Linked DNA regions of Homo sapiens: region 2 is linked to region 1. A link is a contact called in ENCODE Hi-C or POLR2A ChIA-PET data. All regions are on one chromosome and are shown on one strand. The core of a region is the stretch at or near the end of the contact, and the rest is flanking DNA. Distances in the headings are between cores, read along the strand shown. Region 1 holds the start of FANCL (FA complementation group L). Region 2 overlaps LINC01122 (long intergenic non-protein coding RNA 1122).

Region 1 (3,676 bases), core at 243-2,742:
AAAAGACAGATTAATAAGAGAAAAGCGTGCAAATTTATTTAAGTTTTATGTGGCATGGGAGCCTTCAGAGATGAAGCCCAAAGAAACAGGAAAACCTGTGCATTTTTAGAAGGAACAGTGGACAGTTGTGGGGAAGTACGGTTGGACAAAGCATGGTCTAATGGTAATAAACTGGGGTAAGTTGTCAAAGGTCTTTTTGTTCAGATTCTTTTCTATGTCTCCGTTTCTTTAGAGATAAGGATATTTCTTTCCTGTGGGTATAGGAAGAGCACCTCTGGATTGAGGATCCAATGACCCGCCTCAGGGAAGAAGGATGGGAGAAGGTCAGAGAGTGATCTTAGGTTTTGTTGTTTTCTCAAATGTCAAGGGGCCATATTTTGGGGTAGCATATCCTGAACCCCATCAGCGGTGAAAACTTGTATTTCTACATAGTTCCCAGGTGATGCTGTTGCTAGGTTCTAGGATCACGTTTTGAGAACCACTGCTTTAATGTAATTTATATCTAACCACTGCTCCAGCATTCTTTTCTGTAAGCATCCAGAATGCTGTGACAAATTCTTGTCAAACTTTAAGAATCTTCAGGATGTCAAATTCTGTCTTGAGGTCAATAAAGATGGGTAGGGGACGAAATAATCTTTGCTCAACCTTTGGCACATTACAATGATGTTTTTCAAATAGTAGGGCTCAAACGTGATGCATTGGAAAATTGGAAAATTGGAAAATCAAATAATCATATGGTAAATATTTTAGTAGGTTTCTTATTTAATCAACTCTTAATAAGATGGGATGGATAACATTCCTGAGTTAGAAAAACATATTGCAAGCGCTGTCAGAGGAAAATTAAGTTCAAGTCCATCAGCAATCTTTACTCATGTTTTGCTTTATATATTTGTGAGTGCCGTACACAGAACTGAGTCCAGTGTTGACTTGAGTCTAATCAATACACATATACGTATACATGTGTGTGCCTCAAATATATCTGATTGAACTTAGTAAGCCACAGAACTGTAATATATATGATATAATCAATGTGTTATACATTATATTACAATAATTATACACAAAATAATACATTATTCTGTATGTTAAGGGAGAGAGGACAACAGCAAAGAAGACAGAGTGCTACAACGTCCAGGCTGTAAAAGTCATTTTATTCTGGAGGAAATGCAACACCAAAGTTGTAACAGTCTTTCAATAAAGTAAAACAGAATCATCGAAAGGGCTCCTGGGACAATTGAGGCTAGAATGATCTTGGTCAGTCAGTCCTGTGGACTTGAGGGCAATCTTCCCTCCCACTACCGGTTGGGGAGCCCTGATGTCGCCTCCCGCAGAGCGCCACTTGGCCTGGCCTGCGCTTCACCTTCATTTCCGCCCGCGGAATCCTCCAGGATCTTCCCGCCAAGGCTGGGGTTTCCGCTCCGCGGCGTCCGAGCGCCAGCGGACTGCGCATGTGCAGGACCCAGCAGGTCTAGAGCTTTTCTGTGTTTCTCCGGACTTCGAGCCATGGCGGTGACGGAAGCGAGCCTGTTGCGCCAGTGCCCCCTGCTTCTGCCCCAGAACCGGTCGAAAACCGTGTATGAGGGATTCATCTCGGCTCAGGTACCCGCCCAGTGGTTGCTTTCTAGCTAAGAGAGCCTCTTGCAGCGTAGCTGCGCGGAGAAGTCTGTGACGGGCTAGGAGGTTAGGGGCCCAGACTTGTGGGGATTGAGAGGGGCGGCGCGTAACGGCTCTTGGGAGACTAAAGGTTTGAGAAGCGCCGCTGTCGCCGCCACCCCGGTGGTCGCCGCGCTGGATGGGGAGCGAGGAGGCGCGCGGCGTGGAGCGGGGCTGGGGCCACGCCTCCTCTCTCCCTAGCCCTTCCCCGAGTTTGGCTTCCTTCTTCGTTCAGTGTCCCGCAATTGACTGTTTTTTAATTTTTTTTTTGTAAATTTTGCCTTAACTCGATTTTAACACCCTCCACCTCCACGGATGTTGATGAGTTCACTCGGGAATCTGGGCTAATTATTTTCGTGTTTCCTGTAGAAAGAACATTTGGGAAGAAAACCTTATTTTGGCCCTTTGCCAAGTCGTATGTACCTGTACACCCACAGTTACAATATCTTCTAGGAGAAGCATGACAGCAATGGAATTAATTAACTTTGCTGATTCCAGTGGCCTCTCATATGGAGTTTATTACACATACTAACACATGTGTAGGGTTTTGAAGTTTACAAAGCGCTTTCCAGGTAAATAGTTCACTTAATCCTCAGCCCTTTGAGGCAGAAATTTTTAAAAGAATCATCATTCCCATTTTCTAGTTGAAGAAATCAAGGTATGGGAAACCGGAGACGTTATTTGCTGATGATCACATCAGAATCCCTTAAACGCAGGCTGTGTGATTTCAGTCCTGGATTTTTTTCTCTTTACATTGCACCAGGATACCTTAGGTTAGGAGTGTAGACTTTTCCTTTCTGACCATTACACTCAACCTTGTGCCCACTTCCCCACCATCACGCATAGTCTTTGAGTATATGTGGAATTACCATATGACCATCACAGAAAGTAGAGGTTAAAAATTCATTATTCCATATGGAAAAAAGTTAATCCACCTTTCCCTCTCCAATTAGAAGTATTCTTCTTGAATTACCTAGCTGAAAATATGATTCTCTTGTAGACAACATTTAGAAAAGTTGAAAAATTTTAAGTTACTTTTTTTTTTTTTTTTTTACAGGAAGCATGTTATACCTAATTTTAGGCAAAATACTGTTATGTATGTCTATATCTGCTAAGGCCTTTTAGGAAACAAGTACACCCATTAGAATTGAGATTAGATGAAAGTTTCTTTTATGACCATTGCTATAGCTAGAATTCCAATTTGTACCTGCCTTAGCAGTTTATTTAAATCTTAAACATTTTACGTGTCTAAAAATATTTTGTATATATTTTAAATTTACAGAAAAGTAGCAAGGATATACAGTACAAGTAATTCCAGTATACCCTTTACCTAGATTCACCAGTTTACATTTTCTCCATTTTACTGATCATTGTTAAGTATATGTATGTGGGTGGGTGTGTATACACATTATTTTCCTGAACCATTTGAGGTCAAATCAGGCGTAGTTCCCCTTTATCCCTAAATACTTGAGCATACATTTCATAAGAACGAGGACACACTCATACATAACCACAGTACAGTGATTAAAATCAGGATATTTAATGATATACTATTATCTAAGATAGAGTCCATATTTCAAATTTTGTTTATGATACAGTTGTATGTTTTATACCCCCATCCCCTACCATCTGTTGTTAAGATCCCACATTACATTTAGTTGTCATGTCTAACCTGGAACAATTCTCAGTCTGTTTGTGTTTTTTATAAGCTAGACATTTTTAAAGAGTACAGATTGGCTGTTAGGTAGAATGTATCTCAATTTGGGTTTGGATGATATTTCCTCACTATTAAATTCAGCTAATGCATTTTTGGCAGGGATACTACAGAAAGATTGTTTTGTCCTTCTCAAGGCTTGTGAGGTTACCTGGTTGGTTCCATTATTAATGATGTTAACTTTGATCACCTGGTTAAGGTATCATCTGTCAGAGTCTCCTTTTGTAATTAATAAGTACTTTTGGGGAGGTACTCTGAGGCATCAAACTTTCACACACATTCTCTGGTTTTAGCGTCCATTGACTTTTG
Region 2 (3,447 bases), core at 544-3,043, 390 kb before region 1:
AATCTTCCTAGTCTTCACTAGCGGCTTTTAATGCCCAACTACTTAGGAATCACAAGAGTGTCGGAGTGTTTAGTGACTCTGATCCTCCCATCAGTAAACTGATCTGGTGATAAAATGGAAAGGGCCTTGTACTATTTGCATTTTTACTCAGTTTAGTCACAGATCACAAAATAAATTAGTAAATTGAGCAACAAGGCTTCCCATTTGCAAAACCCCAACGTTCAAAGTAATCATCTATGCTTAAATTCACAAATCCTTAAAAATGTAATAATTTCCCTGTCAACTAACAAAAATAACAGTGCTACAGCATTCATTTAGAACTCCCTGTATGCTAAAGGCCATGGCTGTGTTTGAATTTGGAATTTTAATATTTAATAAATGAATGGATTTTATAGGTAAATTTTCCTGACACCTTCGCCTCCTTCAAATATTTAGGACACATGATAAAGATGGGGGAGAAATTGAGGGGAGGTATCCGATAATTCAGCAGATTGACTAGTGCTCAAGTACACTCAAAGTTCAATAGACACTGGAATAATGTCACATTTAAGGTCTCTCAAGGCATGAGAGAGTTTAGCTTAGCTACTTGAGCCAACGTGATAGCCCAAGCAGGCTTGCCCCCTCATCACTGTCACTCAAGACAAAAACTGCAATGCTTAGAGATGGCAAGCTCATACCAAATGCTACAAAAATTTTCAAACTCAAAATATTATTGCTCTGTAATAGAGGCTGGAGTGACTCACAAAGACACTAACATTCTCAGTTTAGAGTAGAAAACTTGATCAAGGACTTCGGAGGAAAGCCTATCTTATTGGGAATATGCAATAGTTTTTCTGTCTGCACAGTGCTCCAGGCGAGGTCTCATCTCACAGTGGCCTTAAGGAGAAATAAAGGAGATGAGTCACCACCACTGGGATTTTAACTGGCACCCTGGGAAACAGGTTTGCAAATGCTGAAACCAAAGCTCCAGAACTTCATTTCTTTCTTAAAAAAAAAAAAAAAAAAAAGACTGGCGGGTTGGGGTGGGGGTGGTGGGGCTCTCGAGTGGAATCAAATCCAGGCTGTTGTGGTAAGAAAGCCCATGACAAACCTTTGGCCCACCTAAGATGAGTTAATTATAATATACAGTAGTAAAAAGTACAAAAGCCCTGGGTTTGCCCCAGGCTATGCAATATCTTTATCAACATCACTGCAGCATGAAATGCACAACTTTGAGTCTGTAATAATGGTATCAGGTAGCCAATTAAATGTAATGGGAAGAGGAAGCTAAACAAAACATAGAGGGCAGGGAGGAGAAAAGCTAATACCCAAACTACTTCAAAATATCCAAGTTATTCTGTTTCAACCAAATCACTGAACACTAGAAGCAGGTCAACACTGAACTTCATCTACTGAAATTCAAACATCAGACCAAACTATTTTTATTGTACTTAATTTCTACCAATAGTTGTGAAACAGCAAACATGCTATAGGGAACATGGTACATGATCTAATAAATATAATACAGTGGCTGCAATAAGCACAAGTGAGACTAACTAGCTCATGGTTTTACTGGTAACTAGTTTGTTTTTAATAACCACAAGTTTAAAATATAACTTAGTGTTGATTTTTTTAAAGCTCTCAAAGGTAAATATAAGTAAATAAACAAATAAATGAACAGATAATAAATCATAGCAACAATATAACTCTAGGAGAGAAAAACTTGTCTAGTGAGATATTTTATGTGTCATAAAAACAAAGATGAAAAGTACTATTACTTGAGGTTGAAACACATTGTTTCTGAAAATATAATGTGACTCCACGTGACCTCTACTACCGTGTGCAAACAAGAAAAAACAAAGCAAAAACAAAAAATTCCTATCTGATTCATCATAACACATTCCTTCCTGATGCTAATCTCATCTCTTCACTGTGCTACTCCGCAATAATAGTGGTCATCTAAGTCCTGTTAATCCTTTTAGCAAGCACTAATAATTATGCATTAGTACAAATAACATTGAAGCCTTTTTTCAAATAATTACATATATAATGAATGTATCTTTTAAAAGTTGTTTACAGCTAATTAACCAATGAATAATTGTTTTCTCTTCCTGAACAGGGAAAGCTTATCTTAGAGTCACAGTTAAAAATGCTTTTTTTCCAGTTTTACAGATGTTGTTAGCAATTAAAACTGTTAAAACACTATTAAAAAGAACTCCTTGTATTAAAGGGCTTACTCATCCCAGTTGTTGTGGTTTCTCAACTACTGCATCTTTTAAAATCATTTCCAGTTTGAAAGGGCACTGGTGGCTCCAAACCCAACAGACCTCTTTGTAAATAGTTCAGATCCTTCAGTATCACAACACAGTTTGCTTGTTGCTATATGACTAGTTTAATTGTGGGCTGTAATAAAGGTCATAATTAATATCCCAACACAGACACTAACAAACAATTTTAAATTGCCAGCATAATCAAATGATGCAAACATCTATGAGCTACAAAAGTTCATTGCCGCAACTGACAATTTCTTAATTGTATTCAGTCATTCATGGAAATTTTATTAACATCGAACTGATGTATCCTGCCCTTACTCTGTCACAACACCAGGGATCTAATTTCATTATTTTCCACAAGATTTGCTTGACTACTGCCATGATTCTAATATTGCTTTAGTCCAGATGTTTATGCTATTTAAATTAGGAAGAAAAGCCTTTTGGGTAAACACAATTAAAGAAGTTTTTTTTCAAATTTAGTTTAACAAACTTCTTTTAATTAATGCATATAGCTGCAATGTTGAGGCTTTTTCACTGATTTTATGTTCATTTCCTACTGTGTGCAACATATATTGAGTGTACAGCTACAGCTAAATATAACCAACCACCTTTTAATTTTTCACTTACTTCTGAGTGCTCATTAAGGTGAAAAATAGAAGCACATGACTGCACTTTTAACTTTAATCAATCTCAGGTGTGTGTGTGTGTGAATGTGCATATGTGTGTGTCTGTATGCACAAGTTGCATCCATGGAGACATACAGGTCACAAATACACAGAAATACCTATATATAAAACTCTAGATAAATCTATCTGATATTTGGTCACCTTAAAAATTCCCCTTTTTATTCATTTTTTTTTTTGCAAAATAATCCCATAGTAATAAGTGTATTTAGCAACTCCCAGTAGTCTAAAATCGAATGATGTTTTCAATGCATTGAGAAGTCTTAGGAAAAAAACAGTAACAAAAAACAAAAAACTCTGTTAATGGATTACTGATGCAATTTGTTTTCATGAGAGGAGCTTCTGCCATCTCATAGGAGCTTAGTTCTAATAAATAAATAAGATCTTTGTTCTCTTAGGTAATCATTTTCATTCATTGGCTTCCTTATTTAAGTGATTATAATAGCTCAGAAATACTGGCAGGCTGTTTAATAGTGGAAAGCTAATACATTTACATCACTTTTGAAAAAAGT

The links. A loop is a pair of places that touch in the nucleus more often than their neighbours do. ChIA-PET counts read pairs that join two places held with the same protein, here RNA polymerase II (POLR2A).
Region 2: a loop to region 1 is called in a map of endothelial cell of umbilical vein, with 2.4 times the contacts of the local background. The contact joins the enhancer-like site here to the promoter of FANCL in region 1. A Hi-C loop is called at or near these places in 1 of 168 maps with a recorded cell type or tissue (endothelial cell of umbilical vein). POLR2A ChIA-PET finds 5 or more read pairs at or near these places in 1 of 52 experiments (OCI-LY7).

Annotation. Positions count from the first base shown.
Region 1 is chr2:58,239,141-58,242,816 of GRCh38, reverse strand. FANCL (FA complementation group L) reads left to right here and starts at 1,492. Exons shown (of 14, transcript NM_018062.4): 1 at 1,492-1,599. The coding sequence starts at 1,504. RefSeq lists an enhancer at 1,145-1,304 and a silencer at 1,845-1,894.
Region 2 is chr2:58,632,602-58,636,048 of GRCh38, reverse strand. All of the region lies in intron 1 of LINC01122 (long intergenic non-protein coding RNA 1122), which reads right to left. Among named protein-coding and RNA genes, the nearest start is that of LINC01122, 110 kb to the right of the region's middle. RefSeq lists an enhancer at 1,510-3,187. Within about 2 kb of position 1,793, at least 6 of the 41 ENCODE cell types and tissues checked have a DNase peak (open chromatin) inside an H3K27ac peak, as active enhancers do; they include endothelial cell of umbilical vein, where a contact is called at or near this core.